Regions from separate parts of the Mus musculus genome. Here all the other regions are linked to region 3. The links are chromatin loops, found by intact Hi-C in ENCODE. Cell type or tissue: heart. All regions are shown on one strand.

Region 1 (8,000 bases), 1.1 Mb after region 3:
TATCAGCAAAATCTTGTTGGCATAAGCAATAGTGTCTGGGCTTGGTGGTTGTTTATGGGATGGATCCTGGGTGGGGCAGTCTCTGGATGGTCCTTCAGAGCTGAGACTGAAGGATGGGTCTCTTTTCATTTCTAATTTTGTTAATTTAGATAAATTAATATACAACATATTCAAAATTATGGAACCCAACAAAGGCAGTTCGAAGAGCCAAATTCTTAGAACTAAGTGCCAACATTACAAAAAAAAATTAGAAAAATCTCATACTAGAAACTAACACACCTAAAAGCTCTATAACAACAAAAAGAAATCACACACAAAAGGAGTAAACAGCAGGAAATAATCAATTACAGAATTCATTATCAATAATTGATTACTGAAATCAGTAAAAGAGAAATAAATTCAACAAGCAAAACAAAACAACAAAAACAATACCAAGAGTCAATAAAACAAAGAGTTGTTTTTTGGGAAAAATCAGTAAGAGACAAACCATTATCCAAATTAACTACTAGCTATTTATGAGACACACTTTAACCCTTTTAAGGTAAAAAATTTTGATACATTCAAAGAAAAAGACAGCACTTTGTATGTGCACTTGCATGTATAAGCACATTTGCTTGTATGTACATGGAGGCTAGAGGTAAACCTCTGGTGGTGTTTTTCTGACACTGTACACTACTGCAAGTGCAGGGAAGTGCATATCTCTGCCTTGTCAGGACTGAGATTATAAGGGAGTGCTACCACACCAGGGCTTGCAATATAGATGCTAGATACAGAACTCAGATCCTCATGAGGTTTTAGCACAGATTTTCAAAGAAGTAATACCAATACTCCTCAAATTATTACACAATATAGAAATAAAAGGAATATTACTGATTGAGATTTCTCCCTAGCCAGAATATTAGTTTTTAAGTCTCTATTAATATAAGACTATATATATATACATATATTACAATATAATTAATTTAAGGACTCTATTATTATAAGACAAATAAGATTTGAAGGCAAATTTTTTCCCAAGACCTACAGGAAAAAAAGGAGTATTTTATAATGCAACAGGGATCAACCCAAACAACCAAACCTAATTTAAATTACCTAATGTAAACACTAAATGAAATGGAAAAGAAGTAATCCATTATTATATTGAGGCTATACCACACAGGTGGAAATGGATGGGCACAGGGGATTATAAAAATCAAGAAGAGGAAAAGCTATAACTGAGGTAAGCAGAAGGGGAGGAGCCTTACAGTTTGATGACAGATTTCCACATTCCAAAGGTATGTGCACCTTGACTGTCTGGACATCAGATTCAGAGATTAAACAGTAAGGAAAACAGGATGACATCTGTCTTTTTCCTCTGCATGTGTTTCTTACCAGCATCACTGTTAAGTTCATAATTCTTCCAAGGTTATCAATGTAGTAGACACTGTCTTGATACCAGGCATCACAGTGCAGATAATTATACATCCCAAAAGCATGCATGTGTTCTAATGTATACTGGTCATCTCGAAGTTTTACTTCTGCCACAGCTGAAAAACACATATATACAAATATATATTTACATATATCTGTATGCATAAATATAAACATAATCATTAAAACTTGCATCTCAGATCATTCCTTTCTGCAGAATGCCTACAGGGTACAGAAACAGTTAATGCCAGCTACAGAGGCTACAACAGGCAGGTCTTTCGTAGCACAATCCTTTTCTTTTATGTACCTCTACAATTTTGAAGTACAATAGTCAACATTTTATGGGCAAACAAACAAGTGTCCATTGATAAAGCATTTTTATGCTTTTTAAAACATTCATCTTTATCACACACAAAGAAAGTGACAATGTCTTTATTACATGATTATAAAGTTAGAAAATTGTGTGTAAACACAAATAGTGACTTCAGCATCATATTCCATCTTTCCCAATTATATGGAATAAAACAATATCATAGTTAGGACATACATAAACTTTTCTATGTACAGAGTAGCACTCTCTCAACTAAAACACTAGCTGTTCTCCTAATTCTGAATTAAAAAAATATGGTCTCTCCCTCACACTCCTGCCTATCAGTGCAGTTCCAAATTCTTGCAGCTCGGGACTGCTCATGTTGTACAATTAATTAATGTTGTAACAAGAAATATTAAGTGTCACTGAGCCTACATGTTACCTTACTATAAAACTCACTTTAACTCTATTCTCCCTGCAACAATTTTCTTTTTTACCCATTGCTTTCGTTTGCTTTCTGCTGCTGTGCTAAACACCATAACCAGAAGCAACCTCAGAGAGGGAGGGTAACTCCAGCATCCAGGTCACAGTTCATCACCGATGATAGTCAGGACAGGAACTCAAGCAGAAACTGACGTAGAAACTATGGAGGAATGGCTTGCTTCCTCTGACCTGTGCTCCATCAGCTTTTGTATACATATACCATTAAACATCTGCCCAGCAGTGGCTCTGTTCATGGTGGGCTGGGTCTTCCCATATCAATCAACAATAAAGACAATTCTTCACATACAGAGATGCAGGTCAATATGAAATGGGCAACACTTCAATTGACATGCCCTCTTCTGGATAACTCTCAATTAGGTCAAGTTGACAATAAAACCCACAAAGGACATCATACCATTGCTATTTTCTTTTTCATTTTTATTGTGTACTTGTGTTTGTGTACATGAATGTATGGGTACCACTAGCATGTCTGGTGCCTGTGGTGAGAAAAGCATCTGATCCTTTAGACTATGGGTACAGATGCTCATAGGCCACCATTCAGGTTCCTGGCACTGAACCCTCTGCAAGAGCAACACATGTTCTTATCTGCTGAGCTGTTTCTCCAGCCCCACTTTTCCTATTTTCAATGCCTGCCCTGAGTCCTGGCTTACATATTTATTCACTCATTTATTTAGCAAGTCTTTTAATCAGCACCACTCATACCAGTGATACACAAAGGGAACATACTCTATCTACCTTTTCAGAACTTAGGATCTTGTAAGAAAAAGGATAATGGGCCAGGTGTGATGGTGCACACCTTTAATCTCAGCACCCAGGAGGCAGAGGCACATGGAGCTCTGTGAATTAGAGGCCAGCAAGTTCTGTCTCAAGATAATAAATAGATAACCACACCTCTCAAGCAAAGCGAAGGGGACTAACCCAGCAATCACACCGTAAAATAAATTTTACATAATTAAATCTTATATTAAAAAATACAATTTCCACAAGGATATATAGAAGAGAACTGACCTACTCAGGAGATTAACAAAAGCTTTCCAGGACAGAGCCAAGAAGAAAAAATTAATTGAAGAAATACAACTTTACATAATACCCTTTCTAAGCAAAAAAAAAAAAAAAAAAAAAAAAAAAAAAAAAAAAAAAAACAGGAAAAAAGTGGAAATAAAAAGATACGCATTCGATTAAAAGTCCTAGTTTTCTTTCCTATTGCTGTGATAAAACTCTGATAAAAGCCACTTAGGGAAGAAAGGGTATTTATTTATGTCTCAATTCCAGGTTACCACCCATCATTGCTAGGGAAGTCAATTCAGAAACATGAAGCCACTATTCACATCCATGGTCAGGAACACAGAGAATGAATACACATTTGGTGCTCTATCCCTGTCACTCAAACCAGGGCTCAACCCATTAAATGATGCTACCACAGTCAAGGTATGCTTTCCTATCAAAATGACCTGAGCTACAATAAATAAATACATAAACAAAAAGTCTCACACCCACACCCACAGGGCAAATTAAGCAATTTACTCCTGTCACTTCCTCCTCAGGTGATTCCAGGCTGTGTCAAATGAGAATTAGAACTAACCATTACTAGTTTGCAAAGTATAAAAACTACATACCAAGAACAGCTGCAAACAAATGCAGCTGAAGAATGAGCACAGAAATTGATTATAAGACACTTTATCTTCATTTCTTCCTTTATAAAGGAAGTAAGCACGAATTCATTGGTTTCTAAACAGGAGAGTAAGATTCACACTTGAGTCCTGAGAGAGTATGTAAAAAACAATGATTTGGAAAACTGATTGCAGCAGAAAAGGGGCAAAACCATTAAGAAGCCATTGAGGTCACTCAAATGAGAGGAGCTGAGGTCAGCCAAATGAGAGGTGGCTGAAGCCTGGAAACATTTCAGACGTCACAAGCAAAATCCTAAGATTATAAGAACGCTGATTGGGGACTATGGAAACATCTCCTTCAGTTCAAGGAAGTATTTATTTTATAAGGGATGGTTAAAAATATATACTTCACTAAATAAGAGAGAAACTGTAACCAATTGCTGGCTTTCTAGCACCACTGTGTGGATGAAATGTACTAATGCAGGAAGCATATCAGACTGTAATGGCTCAAAGCAGTAGTGATTTTAAGCAATAATAAGCCAAGCATGGTTTTTGTCATCTTTGGATAAAGAACCCTAGGTAGCGCAAAACAAATCAGAAGTTTCTTAACCGTTTCCCTATTAGAACATCACCCCTTTAAAAAGTAAAAAATAAATCAAGAAAGATATAAGATGATGAAAACACCGTCCATGATCATGGGCTGGATGGATTAATATTGTAAGAATGGATATATTACCAAAATTATTCTATTGATTCACTGCAATCCTCTTCAAGATTTCCATGGCAATCTTCATAGAAGTAGAAGAACCCAAAAATTCACATGGATATGCATAAGACTACAAATAATCAAAACAATTCTAAGCAGCAATATTACTGCAGGTATCAAATACCTGACCTTATTCTAGAAATATAAGAATAGAGACAGCATGACATCAGCATGAAGGCAGACACTGAGAACACGTGAGAGACCAAAAAAAATCATTCCATACAGCTATGACTGCCTAATTTTTCACACAGGTGTCAAAGACATAACTGGAAAAAACACAGCTTATTTAATAAATGCTAATGGCACACTTGTTACCTACTTGAAGAATGAAATAAAACCTGTTTTGTTTTGTTTTGGGAGTGTGTGTTGTGTACTGTGTATTCAGAAGCTGATTTCTGTGTCCAGGAATCTAGATACAGTCCAGATGCTGGCACTGTCATGATTATTGAACCATCTCCTCTATCTATCCTTTATAAAGAATGTTCTCCAATTATCTCTGATTAGTTAATAAGGAGCTGATTAGCCTATGGCTGGGCAGAGAAGGCAGGACTTCTGATTCCAGGGAGACAGTCCCGAAGGAGGTGTGTCTGGGGAGAATGAGAAAGAATTGGTCCTGAGCAAAGGATCGGAGAGGAGTCAGGATGAGCAGGTCACCAAGGGATTCACCATGAGGGTGCACATGGAACAGAGCAAGCCAGGGAAACTCAGACTGCAAGTAACATGGGACCTATCTATGGCTTAGAAAGTTAGAATAGACAAACATCTGCCCAGTCATTGTGTTTAAAGCTTGTTAATAAACTTAATAGGACTTTGAGTCAATTATTTGGGAGCTAGAATGGGAACAGATAAGGCTTTCCCTCCTAAATTATTGACTATATTCACTCTACATAAAAATTATTTCAAACTCTATCAAAATCTGAAATACTGAGATGGCTACAAGAGATTAAAGGGAATACATTTCAAGATATAGGCACAGAAAGAAAAAAAAAAACTTTTGAACAATACTTTATCAGCACAGGAAATAACCACAGGAAATAATAAACGAGATGATATAAAATTAAAATGTTTTCTCAACAGCAAAGAAACTATTAACAGAGTGAAAGGCAGACTACAGAATGAAAGTCTTTAGCTCTATACTCAGACAAAAAGTTAATAGCTAACTATACATAACAACGACAACAAACTAAAAAACTAAAACACACATCACTACACATCAAAGTGTTTCACATCCTTAGCAATCAGGAAAAAAGCAAATTAAACCTACTTTGAGATTCAGTGTCATCCATAAGAAATGAGAGGATAGCGCACACCGATGATCCCGTTTTATGGCTAGTGGAAATTTAAACTACTTATAGCCATTATGGAGATCTATATGGAGGTTTCTCCAAAGCTTATGACCCTACAGCTATACTTTTGGGCATATACTCAAAGAATTCTCTATCCTACCACTGAGATCCCTGCACACTCACATTCATTACTGCTCTCTTCCCAAAAGCTAGGAAACAGAATCAATCTAGATGTTTATCAATAGATGACTGAATAAAGGAAAGCTACACAGATGCACGTATATGAAATGCATTATATTCAGCTGTAAAGAAAATGAGATTTGCAGAAAAATGGACAGCTCTAATCTTGGTTGTCAACTTCATAGGATCCCAAATCATCTTTTTTTTTTTAAGATTTATTTATTTATTATATGTAAGTCACTGTAGCTGTCTTCCGACACTCCAGAAGAGGGAGTCAGATCTCATTAGGGATAGTTGTAAGCCACCATGTGGTTGCTGGGATTTGAACTCAAGAGCAGGTAAGAGCAAGGTAAGAGCAGTCGGGTGCTCTTACCTGCTGAGCCATCTAACCAGCTCCATCCCAAATCATCTTATAGATAAGCCTCTGGGCAAACCTATGAGAGATTACCTAGATCTTAATGGGGGCAGCACTACTGAATAAAGAGAAATCAGGTTGAGAGTAAGCATTCTCATTTCCTGACTGTGGGTGCCAGCAGAGAGAGTTACACAAGGGCACAAGGAAACTTGGGCATTATACCTGTTTAGTACCTTGATTTCACATTAACAGAGAGTAATATAATTTCCTAGACTTTCACTGTCCCAACTTTTAGCGCTCTAGATCTCCACCCTCTGCTAGGGTCTTCCAACAGCAATTCTTCACTTGATTATTTAATTTGCTTTGCCCAATGGAACAAGTGGAAATGTGTCGACAGCCACTGGAACAGCATGTACACCGTGACTTAACTTCCGCAAACAGCCTGTGCTAGCCTGTTGAAAGGTGACCAGCCATATGGAAGACTCAAGTCAAGATCATCTGGCAAGTGATCTAGACAAATCAAGCTGACTAGAACTGCCTCTGCCAACTCGTAACTGAATGAGCAGTGAGGAGAACCTGCTGGCTTGAGCCATTAGGTTTTGTTCCTTCGAATTTTGTTTCCAATCAATTGGCTAACTAAACATGGCCGGATCATTTATTGACACAGAAAGAAAAGCAACAAAAAACGTCCAAGAGAAAGAACAAAAAGAAGGAAGCACCTCTCCTCTTATACCAGCCAACAGCTACCTGTTTTCCTTCACAACTCAAGTCCCTCATCAACTCCTACCGGAAGTTTTCCCAGGTCTCCAAACAAGTTGAGAAAACATACTCAGTTAGACCATTACATTTGCTCACGTTCCTCTCACTACTTGCCCATACTGTAATTAGATGTTTATTAGTGAATGGATTATGATTTATTAGGTACTCATGATTATACCAATCACGTAATCATCTCGATGAATCACAAAACAGGCCCACAACAATTACTTTTACACTTAAGAAACTTTAAAAACAAACAAACAAACAAACAAACAAAAAACCCAAGCATTTGTTGGTCTACTTGTTTATGTCTTTAATCCCAGCACAGAGGCAGCTGGTTATCTGTGAGTTCTGGGCCAGCCTGGGCTACAAAGCAAGTGCCAGGACAGTCAAGAATAGACTCCCTACAATCTAGATACAATCTAGAGAAAAGATACATAGATACATACATAAGTAACGCTTGATACTCAAACGTCGACTAACACCTCTAGATCACTATTTCTCAAAGTACAACCTATGGAAAACTTGTATCAAAATAAGAATCTGCAGAGACATGTATTTAAAAACACAAATCCCTGGACACTTTCCCTAACAAAACTACAATTCCTATGGTTGTAAAAAGGAGAATAGCCTCTAGGAAGTTACAGATAAATAAGTAGTAGCAGCAAGCAACAGTAAGCGCACTAAATCACTTGCCCTCAATAAATTGTAGCATGATCCAGGACCCGAGTATTTGAAACTGCTAACTGAATGTGGAAATTTTTCTCTCCCAAGAAATGATTCTGCGTCAGAAGGAAAAAGGGAGTTGGGGACTTTCCAA
Region 2 (8,000 bases), 250 kb after region 3:
TTTCAGTGGGCTGTTGAGGTTTTTATTCTTTCAAATTGTTCTAATAATAAATTTTACATAAATTATAACATTCTTTAAAATTGATGATAGCTCTGTGAAGGTTTTGTTTGATGTAGACATTTTTATCCATAAAATGCCTCAAAGGCAATAATGGGCTAAACATTTAGAATTAACCCTTTTACACATTATGGTTATTAAAGCTTTTAATTGTGAATTACATATAATATATTTAGAATCATAAAAATATCAAGGATATTGTAACCACTGGGATCTCCTTAGTTTTCAGGGGAAAGGAAAAATCTAAACTATTTTTTAAAATATTATTACTGTTCTTATATATAGTCATCTCTTTACTACAATTTCTTGTCTGTTTCTTTGAGTAGTGCATAGCCAGTACTCTGCCTTCAACAGCACTTTGCTTGTCTCCATAGGTTAGAAAAGATTTGAGTGCTAAGCACCAGGCAGCTGTCTATACAGGGCTGTTTATTCTCCAACTATGAGTAGGGGTTACAGAAAATATTGACAACTACTTTCATTATCAGCTACTTTTAACCGTTTAAATAATTCTTTGTACCAGAAAATTGTTTTTGGTGTTTAATCTTACATGTTATAGGTATTTTCATTTTATAAGTTCATGAGCAATGAACAGAAATTTGTAGTCTTCTGTGAGCTAATGCTGCCCATGTGAAGATACTTTTTCACCACCGATCTGTTAGCATAAAGATATACGTTTTATGTATACAAACCTACTTACTGCATCTCCAGCATTATGAAACATTTATATTATCAGCATTATGAAACATAAATAACCTCGTGCCTGCACCTTTTCTCCCTTGCTAGATATGAATGTATCTCTGAAGTTGTATTTGTGTAGTAAGAAAGTTAGTTCTTCCTGTGGCTGCTCCCTGCGGTTTCCTTTGATTGTTCAAAGGTATTTTTAAAATAACTTCCTGCCTAAGTTTGTTGCTAATAGTAGTAATTTATAAATTTTAATATAAGTACACAGATAATTTCTATTTCTTCTTTATTTACAGTGAGCTGTTTTGTTTAGACAATGACAGAATTTCCTTTCTGTGACAGATACAGGACATGAGTAGAAGCTGTGTCAGAAATGTGAGGCTAAATATTTGAAAATAAATATATTTTATCATAATAGAAAAACTCTAGATCTATGTAGAAAAAGCATTTGGCAAACTTCAGTTTCCATTTATGATTCAGAATAAAGCCTCAGAAACAAAAGAAAACTTTCCTTACTTGATGAGCAGAATCAACAGCAACTTAACGGCAGAAAAACTACATACATTCTCAGTAAGATACTGAGCAAAGACAAATTTTCTTCATTTATGCCACATAATTGCATAGAAAAAGGAAATAAAAGGCTTGTAAACTGAAAAGGAAGAAAGAATTACATCTCCTTCCCACTAAAAAGATTGTCCACAGAAAAAGTTTAAGGTAGCGTCCAAAATATACCGGATTCATACATTAATTCAGTAAGGTCAGTAAGGTTTTGGGTTTTTGTTTGTTTTTTGCTAAGCAAAAGAGAAATTTTTTGATGAATATGACTCATGCTAATAAAATGTATATAAAAAATCATTTTTTCGGGATTAAAGGCTTTAACATTTTAACAGTTGTTTTCTCAAAGTGGTTCTATAGAATTAACGTAATTTCTGTCAGGATTCTCCATTTATTGTAGGTCAAAAGATGATTCTGCAGTGTGTGAAAAGGCATCGCCAGAGAGGGGCATTAGCACTTGAAGACAAGAAAATTGAGGGATGGTGCTGCTAGGTACTAAGATAGAAGGCTGCAGTGAGCAGGACTCTTGGAGTGGTCAGTATGAAGATCGGATCGGCAGGCAGGAAAGGATAACCAAGAAACAGACCCATAGCTGGATGGACATTTGATTTTCGAAAGTACTGTTTGAAACAATGTGTTGGAGCAACTTTTAAAAGTACTCTGGAACAGTTACAGATAGTTAACAAAACAGCATGTGCTTTTATTTGGAGGAATTGGGTGGGATCAAATCCAGGGCCTTGACCTTGAACCCACACTTAGGCAAATGCTTTATCAAGTGAGCTACGCCCTACTAATTCTAGCATTTTGTGTTTTTGAAAGGTAATCCTGAGAGCCACTGAAATTGGAAACCCATTGTTATACTAAGTTGGTGGACAATGGAGACTTGTTGCTGTGGAGATCTGTATGTTTCATTCTTTGCTGCTTAACCTTTTTTTATGTTAGTGTTTATTGTATTATATTTTTCTCTTTTCGCTTTGCATCTTTTTTCTTTTATTTTTAACTCAAACTTCTTTTTACCACAAACCTTTTACCCCATGTATTTTATATTTTGGAGTATTTTTTTTCTTTTTAATTTAAGAATAGTTTATCACTTTTAAGTAACTATCACTTTAATTTCTCAGAAGTTAAGGTTAATTATTTCTATTTATGTTAAGTGCCCTCAATATCATGAGAAACATTAGACATTTATAAAGTAGCCTATTGATATTCATATGTAAATATTTTCCTGTAGGTCTATAGGTACACATCCATATACATTCATAATTGCAGGGGTTTTTTGCAACAAAATATTATCATCACCATAATGTAGGGAAGATACATGCTTTGTATTATAGTATGCAATACTGCTGCTCCACACAAAATAGCACAGCAGAAAGCAAGAATACAGAGTTCCTTAGCCATTGTTCTTGTACAGCTTATAGTAAATTTGGATATCTCTCAAAAACTAAATTAGAAGTAACCTTCATTAAAAAATGAGTGAATTCCAGTATGATATTTGCATCTCTATTGTTCACAAGAATATAAAAACTGTAAGAATTTAAAATTCATTTTAAAAATCTTATGTATATGGATGTTTCACCTGCCTTATTGTCTGTGCACTACATATCGAAGCCTGAAGAAGGCATCAGATTGTCTGGAGCTGGAGATACTGATGGTTATGAGCCATTTGGGTGCTGTGTATCAAACTCTGGTCCTCTCAAAGAACGAACAGTATTCTTAACTGCAGAAACATCTCTCCAGTTTACAAAATTCATTTTTAAGATGTTTAGATATGTGAGAAAATTCTCTACTTCTATCAAGTTACTGTGTAACTTTGGTGAACTTCCTTTAGCAAGGAAGTCACTATTAGGGAAGCTTATACAGTAACAGTAAAAAAATTATATAACAGAATGAATTAGAAATTTTAAGAACTGCCCATCAAATGTGGGATAAAGTATTGAGTGTCCTTTGTGACTTGAATTTATTTTCGAGTACCTCTTAGGCAAATGGGTTATGAATTACATGGAAGGGTGAGTGTGCCACATCTTCTGAGACCCCTTGTAGCTTTGGCTGTCCACAGCAATTGGCAGTCAAAGTGAAGGTCTCCAGAGTGCTAAGAAGGAACCACTGCTTTCAAATGTTCAGCTCAAATGACAACTGGTTTTGGATCTAATTTCAGTTTCCTGGCCTAACTGTCATTCTTCGTAGGTCAGAGAGGACCAGAGAAAATACAGCCCCATTGTTTGGTAACCCCTCAGTGACTTAAAACAAACTACTGGAATACAGATGCCTATCATTTTTGTAATTAAAATATTAATGAGGGGAATCAGGGTAGTGAGAAAATGTTGAAGATACATATATATTATGCGTGTATGTACACACACACACACACACATCTTTCTAAAAAGAACTTAAAAAGAACTCCAAATAGTACCTTCTACATGGTAACAAACAAACGATTGATCACCAGTAATAATCAAGATTGTGGGTAGCAAACACACCCTCCAGTGTCAGGAGCTCAGTTAGTGTGTCTAACAAGCCACCTGGTTGTCCAAAAATATGTTTTGTGAACATGTAGAATAATTTTGAAATAGAGTAATTAATGATGTATATTCCATATGACTCCAATTCCTGCACACACAAAAAAACATTATTATAAAGATTAGAAAGAAAACTGTTTTAAAGGTTAAAGAAATCAGTAAAAGGTGTTCAACAAAATATTTGTTTTCATTTTGAGGTAGGAAGCTATAGACTTCACATTCTTGATCATATTCTTTAGCTTCCCACAAGGAAATATTGACTATTCTACAGCATATTTTGTAGCATTAATAGCATTATATCTATAGTTGATATGTTAAAAATATCAATTTTAGTTGATTAGTTAAAATTCATAATTTAGTAATTATTGGTTTGAAATAACAAAGCTTTCATGTTAAGTTCTATACTATTTCACAAGCCTGTAGAAGTACGCCACCTAGTGTTTACCTTTTTTAAATTCTAGAACCCGCAGGCTAGGTTGGTATTATTTTTTTATTATTTTAAAATTTATTTATTCACTTTACAACCCCCTATCAGCCCTTGATCTCTCCTCATTCCAACTTCCCCTTCTCTCTGGAGAAGCCCCTGCACATCAAGTCACGGCAGGACTTGTCCCATCTTCTCCCACTGAGGACAGACAAGGAAGTCCATTTAGGGGCAGTTGATGTTATTTTAAACTACAAAATGTGGTCATGATTTATTCAAATCAATCCAGAGGTTAAAATAATTGTGGAACATTGTTATATATGTGCTCTAGCTTTTTGACATCAGACTTTCCTAAAGTTGTTATATATTTGATGGATGTTTTTCTTATTTGATTATCCCAATTCAGCAATTCACTTAACATGCCAACTTGTAGTAAATAAGAAATTAAGTTCAAGAGTTACAAGTTTTAAAGCCTTAGGATTAATTTGAATATATGATTATTAGTTAAATAATGTGAATAAATCAATACTTATGTGTATGTCTAACAAGGGCAGCGTCATTTATCCTTGGTGTGTTCATTGAGTTTATAAGTGTAATTGTATTAATTGAGGTCCTAGTCATTGAATATTGTCTGATGATGGAAATTTGCATTTTGGATGCACATTAGCCTGTATTCCAGTAGGAAACATTTTCAAATGTTAATACAAATGTAAATTTAAAACCCTTTGATTTGATCCCTGTGGCTTTTCAAGTAGTCTTGTGGTTTAAATCTGGAATAGTACCATAGGCTCATGTGTTTGAACACTTGGTGGCCAGTCGATGCTGCTGCTGCTTTACAAGTTCTTGGAACCTGTAGAGGGGAGCACTTGGAACCTGGAGGAAGTGCTTGTCTTGGGGCAAGACTTGAGATTCCATAGACAGGATCCCTTGCTCACCACCCTCTGCTTCATAATCATTTAGGCAGTGTTACCTCATGTTCCTGCTGGCATGCCTTTGCTGTGATAGACTGTATTCATTTCTAAAGCATGAACATAAAAAAAAATTAAAACAACCCTTCTTTGAATTTTCTTTTGTCATAGCAATGAGAAGAGTAACCAATATGCAGGCAGACATGCCCTGGAACAAAACGTCAAAACCTAAGGAGGGCTGGTTTTAAGATTTATTCATAGGGATGAAGTGTTGAGAATTGGTTCTAATGCTTTGTCTTAATTCAGCTCCCCAAATCACACAGGAATCTGCATCTCCAGATGCTAAGGGTCCCTATCCTCAATTGGTTTTTGATTAATCAATGAAGAGCCAAAGGCCAATGGCTGGGCAGGGTAAAAAAAGTAGAAGGACTTTTAGGATTCCTGGGCAAGAAATGCAGAAGAGAGAAGGAAGAGAAGTGCCATGACACTGAACCTGATGAGATTTCGGAGCTTCTGAAGAGAATCGTCCAGCAGTGGAGGTGCAGAAGGAAGGCAGCCCCATGGGAGGGCTGCCCAGAGGGAAAACAGGGCAGGAAAGGTACAAAACAGGTTTAGAAAGTGTTAACTGAGAAATACCAGAGGTGAGTGTGTGCTAGCTGAGGAGAGGTTTGGAAGCACCCAACCATTGAGCTGGTCATGGCGTATCAAAATATAAAGGTTGAATGTGTGTCTTTCATTTGTGAATCCAGAAAACTCTAACAGTGTTAGAAGTGTGATCACCACTAGGACCTCAGAACAGATTAACAATTCACCACTAAAATAAAGGTTTTTAATGAAGATACTGTTGCTTACGATGTTGAGTTCTCTAGGCTGTTCAACTAACTGGACAGTGCGAGAGAGAGAGAGAGAGAGAGAGAGGGAGAGAGAGAGAGAGAGAGAGAGAGAAAAGCATTAATATATACTAGAGATTGTGATAGAGATTTCATCAACATCGATAAAAAAACTTTAAAATTTGAATCCTGAGCTACTTACAACTACCAAAATCCTCAGTTCTATCTTTGAAAAAAAAAAAAATCCCTATTCCTCATAGTTCTTACAAATGGCACTTGTAAGAGCCGCAGTTTTTTTACTTCACGATTGGAATGTTTGAGGGCAGATGATACTGCTTACAAGATGGGCCACACTGAGTTCAGGTTGCTTGCTGAAGCAGCGCTTTCGTTCTCTGGTGGTCTCTATCTATGTCTTCTACCAACAAATGCAAAAGCTCCCAGTAAGAATGTCTCCTTTCAGTTTCCCTTCTCCTCAGGCATATACTTGTCCTAAAGAGAATGCTTAGGAAAGTGTGCTGACCTCATATTTTGTCTCCATGCCAACTGATGTCCACAAGGAGTAGCAAAGAAGTGCTAAGCTTCTCAACACTCAAACTGAGGTTATCAGTCTGTGAATTTAAATAGCAACATTTGAAAGTTATAGGCTAGGTTTATTTTTAATTGATTATGACAAATTTTGCTTAGAGCCCAGCAGGAACTCCTTGACAGCAGCTTACATTTTGCAGAAATTCAGAGTGAAAGATTTATGAAATTTCCCAATCTGCTAAGAATATGAACCAGACAGAAAAATTATCCACTAAGTTATAGTAAATGTCAGTGGCTTTAAAACAAAACAAAACAAAACAAAAAAACCCTTTAAACCCAAATTTATGTTTTAGTTCTAAAGGATATATACATTTTATTTATAATATTGCCTTATGGCTTTATGGTACCCAGAGTCTCTTGCAGTTGCCATGGGGAGCTCTGTTGTTCGTCAGTGCAGAGTTTTCTGCTTGGCACAAAATATATTTATGATGGCATCTGTGTTTGCTGGTTGTTGCATTTGCAGTGGAACTTGTATTTCAGCCAGTTGAAGAGAAGGGGAAAGAAAGCATATTAAACTTGACTTCTGGGCAATGAAACTGAAGCTTCTCGTTACTTGCATTGATTCATTCCAAGAACACAAAATGTAGCTGCAGTCGTGTTCCCTTGTTCTATACATGAGGCAGGCTTTTCTAATAATATAAAAACCCAGGAGATCAAGAACACTGTACTCTGTCAGTTGACAGGGCACTGGCTTTTAATTGGAATTTTAATATGGGGAATTAGTCCATATGGAAATTCTGAATTTTGTTTGCTTATTGAAGAGGAATCATCAATATCATATAATGCATCATTTACTTTAAACAAGGGGAACCTTTTTCAGATTTTTAAGGCAGGGTTTCCCTATCACCAAACCTAACTTTGAATGCTCGATCCTTTTCCCTCAGCTTCCCAAGGGCTGGGATTACACGCGTGTTGCTATATCACCCAACTGCAACTGAAAATCTAAATAAACTATCTTAAAAATTCAGCTTTCAGTTATAATGAAAGAACCAAGATAGGAAATGACAGTTAATTTATTAGAGTCTGCGATTTTTTCTTAAAAATAAATTTTGTTTTAGATTTACCATATATTGTTCAATCCAGTTTTACAAGTTTGGCTTTGTCTACTACATAGCCCTGTTTGATCATCATCAGACTATCATCAGGCATCCCAAGAGCAATCAAGACTATAGAAACACTTTAATATGGGTCCTTAATATAAAGAATTAATGCTTAGGTATATACATTATTTTCATTGTAATTTTGTAGATTTTTAAAAATTTCAATGTTTGCAGTATTAGAGACAGCATTTGATTCAACATGAACTTACAATGTTTCATGTCACAGATATGGTGGTACATATGTGTAAAAGGGGTGATAGTGATATCATTGTTGCACCTTGCTACTGAGGTTGTAGTCTACCAGGTCCAGACAGCTTTCCTGTGCTTGGCGGAAAATGGAA
Region 3 (8,000 bases):
CTTAATGAATATTTAAATTCTTCAGTTTATTTAAAAACCATACTTCACGAAACTATTTTGAAAAAGTATGTGTCTGTGTATGTGTTGGGAAGTCAGGAGAACAGGTTTCAATCCCTGAATGCCACACAAAAATGAAGAGAAATGACCTCACAAAGTGCTCCTTTGTTCTCTGACCTCCATGCATGTGCTGTGCTAACCAATGCACCCTAGGGCCCCCCACCCACCATTTTTACTTAAAGAAAGCGTCATAGGGCTAGATATACAGGTCAGTAGAAGAACACTGGTGTAGTGTATATGTATATAAAGGCATTGATTCACCACCCAGGATCACCTGCGTGAGTTTGTCCATATACAGACACAGACAGACACAGACACAGACACACACACACACACACTGTAAAAGAAAAGAAACCAATATAGGAAGCACTCAATTTACACAAAATATCCTGTCTACACAAATATTTGAAAATCAATGTCATTCCCATTTACTTCTGATCTCAATTATTGTTTTATCAAGCAATCTTTTACTTGTTCTAGGAAAGATATGCAATACACAAAAGTATCCACACCTTCTCTTCTTCTCCACACCCAGGTAATTAGGAATAGGCTCTTAAATATTTTACCTCCTTACTATCCTTTGCATCCCCATGATGACTACCCACCACTCCTTGATGTGGCCACTCCTTTACCTTTATATTTGTCTCATTTAAGAGTTGCAACCATTTAAATGCTTCTCCATCTGTACCTCTAAAATTAAACTAGAACCAATTTTGTAAGTCAACAACCTCATGACAAGGTTTTGCTTTGCAAAGGGTTCTGGAAACACATATTAACTCACAGGAAATACATTATACATATAGACTCACAAACATGAAGGCTACTTAGGATATGTTAGGAACCTGAGAGATACTTAGCCAAATAAGACTCATGTCCTGAGTTTAATCTTGCAAAGGAAAGAAAGATCTAGTAAGAATTCACAACCATGTAACACAGACTCAAACGTGAATGTTCCAAATTAGATATAAAACTCCAACAAAACAGTAACAAATGACAATCCAACTGAAATGGGTAAAACATCTTAATAGTCACTAACAAATCAAGATAATCAAATGAACAAAACAACATAAGCTCTCATTAATCAAAAGGAAGTATATATAAAAACTATGATAAAAAAACAAAACAAAAAACCTGAGAGTATCAGTCTTAGTGTGAATGAAGACTAAACAGAACATTCAAATCCTACTAGCAAGAACACAGTCATTTAAGAAAAAAGGTTTTTAAGCCGGGCGTGGTGGTTCACGCCTTTAATCCCAGCACTCGGGAGGCAGAGGCTGAGGCAGGCGAATTTCTGAGTTCGAGGCCAGCCTGGTCTACAAAGTGAGTTCCAGGACAGCCAGGGCTATACAGAGAAACCCTGTCTTGAAACCCACCCTCCCCCCCAAAAAAGAAAAAAAGGTTTTTATTTCCTGACATCATACATGCTTTGACTCACCAACTTTGTAAGATATTAAAACAAGAGTACATCTATTTAAAGTATAATTCCCAAAAATCTTTACAGTACACAGTCGTTTAGTACTAGAATGGATGAACAAACTGGTAGACTACAACAAATTAACCATCAGCACTGATGGTCAGTATTCATAACTGCCGTCACAGGGCCAGTGACTTTCACAGATGGAAAGATGACTCAGGAATTAGTTCGTGAAGCCAGGGGTGCTGGTATACATTTGTTAATACTCAGGACGACCTCTGGAGTAGGGAGTTCTAGACCAGCTAGGACTACACAGGGAAACTCTGTTTCTAAAAACAGCTTGGAATATAGATCACAGTGGTAGACAGCCTGCTTGTCACATCAAGGGATTGGAGTTCAAAACATTAAACAAGTATAAAATCCTGTTGGTGAATTTCATTTATATGAAGAAAAAGAAAGTTGGGGGTGGTGATATACTTTTGTAAAGTCAGCCCTTGGGAAAATTACAGTCAGGTAAGGAGTTCAAAGCCCTCCTGGGTTACCTAGCAAGCAAGATCTTATCTCAAAGGGAAAACAACCCCTCCACAACAGTCAGACAAATCAGGTGAACAGAGCTTACACTGAGAGGTAGAATGACTGAGAAGCTGGTTAAAATAGAAAAAACAAAAGAACAAAACCAGAAACAAAACAAAACAAACCTCTGAAGTGCAGAGGAATCGAGACAGAGGACGATCCTAACCCATGCCCAAATTCAAAACCCACTCTTCTTATCTTGGCACTCACCCTCTAACCTGACACTTCACACAATAAACTGTGACATGCAAATTCATAATTCATTTAACTATTCAATGATTATTAAAAGCCTTTATGCAGAACTATTTCAAGTGCTGAGGCCATGTGGAGAACCTAGATTAGAAACCAGTTTTTCTCTCCTGGAACTTTTATACTCCAATATACAAATGTATCAGTAATGGCAAACATCATGACCACTGCCTCTGTCCTAATTACCTAGCTTCCAAGACTCAATTCCCCCTTTCAAAGTACTTTTTTTGCCCACTAATGGTTAACAGAAATTCTTGAATTTTAACAGTATTTAGTCAATACTTGCCTGATATGTATCATTTTTACCTTACAGACACATCAATCTATAAAAAGGTTACATTTTTCAATGGTGAGATGCTGGAGATTTAGCTTGGATTTTTCATAGTTTATGTCTCAATATTTAGGAACGGTCTTCCTCTTGAAGTATTAAAGCCACCGTACTACCCCGGTAATAACATTCTTTTAGATGTTTCCCGAGTCTCAGTTATAGCCTTGCCTATGAATAAACAATCTACACTTACACATTCTTCCCTTAAAAACATAAATGCATTAAAAAACACAAAAATATTAAGTTCAGGCAGATCTAAAATATCTCTGCTACACTAGCAAGGTGAGAGACTTCAATATGTATATATCTATATCTGTATCTGTCTATCTATATATATATATATCATATACTCAGAAAATGAAACAAAAGACAGTCAGAACTTTTTCTCTCTAGTGTGCAGACTACAAAATTCAATGCAAAAAGAATATATCCATCAAGCTCATGACCCACCTGTCAAGACATTCTTCAGCATTTATTGAAAATTAATTTTGCTGTTCCCTGCTGACAATACACTTGTTTAGAAAACTTCCTATGAATATAAATACTATACCTGTCATATAAACCGTAGCTATCTGGAAGCGTATATATGTCATCAAAACAGTTTTACTAGACTTTTTAGAAAACTGCCAGTGAACACAAAATACCTGCCCCTGAATCTGCAGTTCCCTGTTATAATCTGTGTCCAGAAAGCACAACTTACTAACTCTGCTAGACAAAATTCTAGCCTTACACTTTACTTACTGTAATTAGTAAAATGCATCAATTTCTCCATAAAGCCAATATATAGTTAGCCATAATAGTTCTAATCCAATACTTCTTCTCAGTACCCCCAAACAAACTCCTAAATTCAGGACTGAAACGTATTAAGTCCCCAAACTACATACTTAGGACATCTCATTGAACATTTATGACTGAATCATACTTCGTTAAGTCTGAACATCAACACTAAAAACAAAGTTTACATTGCAGCTTGTGGGTTATTCTTGGTCCTCACTCTCATCTGACAAAGTACGCTACATTCCTATGAAATAAATATCTATCGATGACCAGGAAATTCACAGCAAAGTATCCACAACTTCAAGGAAATTAGAATGCCTGAAATGTAAGAGAATCTTGTAATGGGATTCTGAACACAACCCAAATCCAAGGCCATAGACTCAATTTCTAAAAAGAAAACTGAAATTTCCAATAGCATCCGTGGCGAGCCCAAAGCACTCGCTCAGCCAACGCAGCTTCAGGCAAAAACAGACATGGCCGCCCGCAGGATCCTGAGCCTCGGGCCAGGAAGCAAAGACCCCGGCGTCGCCAGAACCCCGCGCTGTCACCTCACCCCTCCGGACGCACAGCCGAGTCCCACCGCCCCGAGCACCCCGACAGCGCTACGATACGCGGGAAGCTGCTGTCCCAGGGCCCAGCCCGTGTCTGTCAGGGCGGCCCAAGCCGGCTTCCGGCTCGCACGTGTGTAGGCCCTGCCGCCGCCTCCCCGCGTCTCCAGGCGCCTCTCTCGTCCCTACGCCGTCCTCCTTCTCAAAGCTTCCTCACCTCTTTCACAGAGAGAAACTCAAGAAGCGGAAAGACCAGGTGCCGATCCAGAAAATGCGCGATGCGAGTAGTCAGGTCGTACTCCGCCATCTTGCCGGGGGAAAGGAGCGCTTGTTCGCTAAAACTTTATTGACAGCTCCGAGAGGCGGACAGGCCCCGCACTGCGCATGTGCAGTAGTGGCCCCGCCCAAGCGTGCTGATGACAACGGCAGCAGTTGCGCGTGGTGGCCTCTCCCTCCCTCCCCACGCCTTCTGGGTGGGGCTCAAACTTTGCACATAATTTCTCTTGTTTGGAAGTTCTGTCGCTTCTTGTACCAATAAAGAAAAGCTAGTTTTAAGGAGGAAAGAACCCAAGAGTTTAGTTTTACACATAAGTAGACGAAGTATAGCCTGCCTGACATCTACGTGGAAAGAGTACATATTTGAAACTACAACTAGGTCTCAAAGATCAGTACTAAAGCAATACACTATTAACTCTGGGTAACTTACTAATGGAACTGAAAACCATGCATAAAATTAAGCTGAAAGAGTGTTTGAAAGAGAGGTGAGGGAGGTTAAATCTAGGTAATTCACCTTACACAAATGGGGGCAAGTATGATCAAGCCTAGAAACTAGATCACTGAAATATATGTGATGGCTATTTATGGTGGTCAACTTGACTACATTTGGAATCTAACAAAATCACAAGCAGTTAGGTACATCTGTGAGAGATTTTTCTTAATTAAGCTATTTAAGATAAGACCTATCTTAAATCCATATCACTAAGATGAGAAGATCCACCTTTAATCTGGACCTTTAGGCAGGCTAAGTATAGAAAAAGAAGATTAAGCCCTTTGCTAGCTTGCCCTTGTTCTCCCTGGCAAGTTCATTCTTTCGCTGACATTAAAACCTAGTTCTCCTGGATTCCAGCTTATACTGAAGATCACCTAGGACATCCAGCCTTAATTGAACAGCTACTATATTCTTAGACTTTTCATTGGGAGACAGACATTTTTGGAATAGACTATAACCTGTAATCCATTCAAATAAATCCAATTTACACACACACACACACACACACAGACACACACACACACACACATCTTAGGGTTTTACTGTTGTAAACAGACACCATGACCAAGGCAGCTCTTATTAAGGACATTGAATTGGGGTTGGCTTACAGGTTCTGAGTTTCAGTCTATTATCATCAAGGCAGGAACATGGCAGCACCCAGGCAGGTTTGGTTCAGGAGGATCTGAAAGTTCTACCTCTTCATCTGAAGACTGCTAGCAGAATACTGGCTTCTTGTCAGCTAAGATGAGGGTCTTAAAGCTCACACTAACACTGACATACCTACTCCAACAGGGCCACAGATTCTAATAGTGCTACTCCCTGGGCTGAGCGTATACAAACCATAACACGCATTCAACCAGTCTCTCTCTAGAAAACCCTAACTAATATAACCTGGATGAAGGAGGGAAGCACCAGAGGATCCAAGAAGCATTTAGTTAAGTAAAACAGCTCTGATAGCTCATGGCAATAAATAAAGCCTACATTTGTATTTAAATTGTTCACAGCCATTTATTTATTTACATTTACTTAAATTATCCACAACAATTTTCTCCTGTTAATATTTGACTCTGGTCATTTCTTCCTGGCACATCCTATCCTATTGATGACCTTTACATGGACTCTTTCAATTAGTTGTGGATGAAAAAATCTACTCATAGTGAACATAAAAGGCAAAAGGAGAAAGATCACAGCAACATATATAAACATGCTTTGAAGATATTTACAAGAAAGATATTCTAGTAGATCTTCTAGTAGATATAGGATGCAGGCAGTGTGAAAAGAATGGGGTTTGTATGCTGGTAGTACTAGGTGTAATACTGATCTAAACAACTAAGGGAAGATTAGAGTATTGTGAGCAGCCGATTGAAATATGAGCAGAACAGAGAGTATCAGTCAGGCTGATGCCCAATAGACTACCAATGGAATACTGCAGATAGAGAATGCTTGGCTGACTGGGTATGATACATCTTAAAATAGACAGAGAAGAGAGCACTGAAGGTGGTCCAGGAACCACTTGCATACCAGAGAGACTCATAGACAGGAAAATGAATGAGTAACCTGAGGAAACGAACTTGGAAACTTAGCTGAACACCAGTGTCTATAGGAGAGGCTGCGGTCCCAGGAAAAATAAAAAAGGACAAGAGACAAATATATTTGTGAACACTTAGAAATTTATCTTAAGTCCTGAGGAGCCTTAAAGCATTTTTGAGTATGAAAGAAAATAGTCCTATATTTCAGGAAGATTAATTCTGACAGTTGTGTGGTTCGATGACAGCTAGTGGGTTCGATGAGTGATATGTGGAGAGTCTATAAAGGCCTTCAAAGCTGGACTGGGAAACCTTGATTTGATCAGATAGGCAGTGATAGCCACTTAGTAAATTTTTAAGAAAAAGACATGAAGACAGTGATTTTTCTTTGTCCCTTAAAATTAAATTGGGTTTGACTTATAAGATTGATAAAAGTTGTGACAAATTAGAAACTCTGTTACTTTTCTTCTGGAATTTTTGTTGTTGGTTAGTCAAATGCACACACACACACACACACACACACACACATATAGAGGTTAATTTCTAAATATTGAAAAGCTAATTTTATTGATATAGTTTCTTTCCAGTGTTGTCAGAAAAGAGATATTACAGAGAAAACACAAGAAGAGCCTCACCTGGCTCACTCTGGTAGTGTCAGGTGTAAAGTTTGCTTCTTACAAACTCACCAGATGTTTAATGAACATTTAACGAATGTTTGATGAATCATTGATGAATATTGAATGATCACCATATTGAGCTCTTGAGGGACAAAGGAAAAAAATTAATTCTAGCCCACGAGGAATAGTTTCAAAGGAGTGCATTATGCAAAGAATAAGCCATCATAACATCATGAGAGGATACTCTTTGCATAGTGTTCCTGGGGCTTGACAGAGGGAAATAACTCACTGCCTGAGAAAGTAAGAGCTTCCTGGGAAAGTTAACATTTGACAGCATTTATCTGAACATATAGATGTTGGGATGTTCAAATTTAAGTAGTAGCAGAGTATGGAAGACTTTGAGAAATTCTTTTTTTTTATTAGGTATTTATTTCATTTACATTTCCAATGCTATCCCAAAAGTCCCCCACATGCTCCCCCACCCACCCACGCCCACTACTTGGCCTTGGTGTCCCCCTGTACTGAGGCATATAAAGTTTGCACGACCAATGGGCCTCTCTTTCAACTGATGGCCAACTAGGCCAACTTCTGATACATATGCAGCTAGAGACGGGAGCTCTGGGGGGTACTGGGTAGTTCATATTGTTGTTCCACCTATAGGGTTGCAGATCCCCCCAGCTCCTTGGGTACTTTCTCTAGCTCCTCCATTGGGGGCCCTGTGATCCATCCAATAGCTGACAGTGAGCATCCACTTCTGTGTTTGCTAGGCCCCTGCATAGTCTCACAAGAGACAGCTATATCTGGGTCCTTTCAGCAAAATCTTGCTAGTGTATGCAATGGTGTCAGCATTTGGAAGCTGATTATGGGATGGATCCCCGGATATGGCAGTCTCTAGATGGTCCATGCTTTCGAATCAGCTCCAAACTTTGTCTCTGTAACTCCTTCCATGGGTGTTTTCTTCCCAATTCTGAGAAGGGGCAAAGTGTCCACACTTTGGTCTTCCTTCTTCTTAAGTTTCATTTGTTTTGCAAATTGTATCTAATATCTTGGATGTTCTAAGTTTCTGGGCTAATATCAACTTATCAGTGAGTACATACTGTGTGAGTTCTTTTATGATTGGGTTACCTCACTCAGGATGGTGC

What was found. Hi-C counts contacts between places; a loop is a spot of excess contacts. Peaks named below come from ENCODE experiments on the same cell type or tissue, not always from the same donor. Only the 100,000 strongest peaks of a DNase experiment are listed, where the experiment ranks them.
Region 1: it touches region 3 in a loop (6-fold over the local background); 9 of 42 quality-filtered maps call a loop at or near these places.
Region 2: a loop joins it to region 3, with 3 times the contacts of the local background. A loop is called at or near these places in 7 of 42 quality-filtered maps.

Annotation. Positions count from the first base shown.
Region 1 is chr15:44,419,348-44,427,347 of GRCm38, forward strand. Nudcd1 (NudC domain containing 1) reads right to left here. Exons shown (of 10, transcript NM_001113554.1): 2 at 1,372-1,526. Among named protein-coding and RNA genes, the nearest start is that of Eny2, 4.8 kb to the right of the region's middle. In heart, a CTCF peak has its summit at 4,302; no DNase peak of the experiment used is centred here; H3K4me3 peaks cover 875 bases; H3K27ac peaks cover 313 bases.
Region 2 is chr15:43,527,932-43,535,931 of GRCm38, forward strand. No RefSeq gene overlaps it. Among named protein-coding and RNA genes, the nearest start is that of Gm41316, 29 kb to the left of the region's middle. In heart, a CTCF peak has its summit at 4,250 (motif pointing left); no DNase peak of the experiment used is centred here.
Region 3 is chr15:43,278,440-43,286,439 of GRCm38, forward strand. It overlaps Eif3e (eukaryotic translation initiation factor 3, subunit E), which reads right to left and starts at 4,297. Exons shown (of 13, transcript NM_008388.2): 1 at 4,164-4,297. The coding sequence starts at 4,253. In heart, no CTCF peak of the experiment used is centred here; a DNase peak (open chromatin) is centred at 4,322; H3K4me3 peaks cover 2,151 bases; H3K27ac peaks cover 1,500 bases.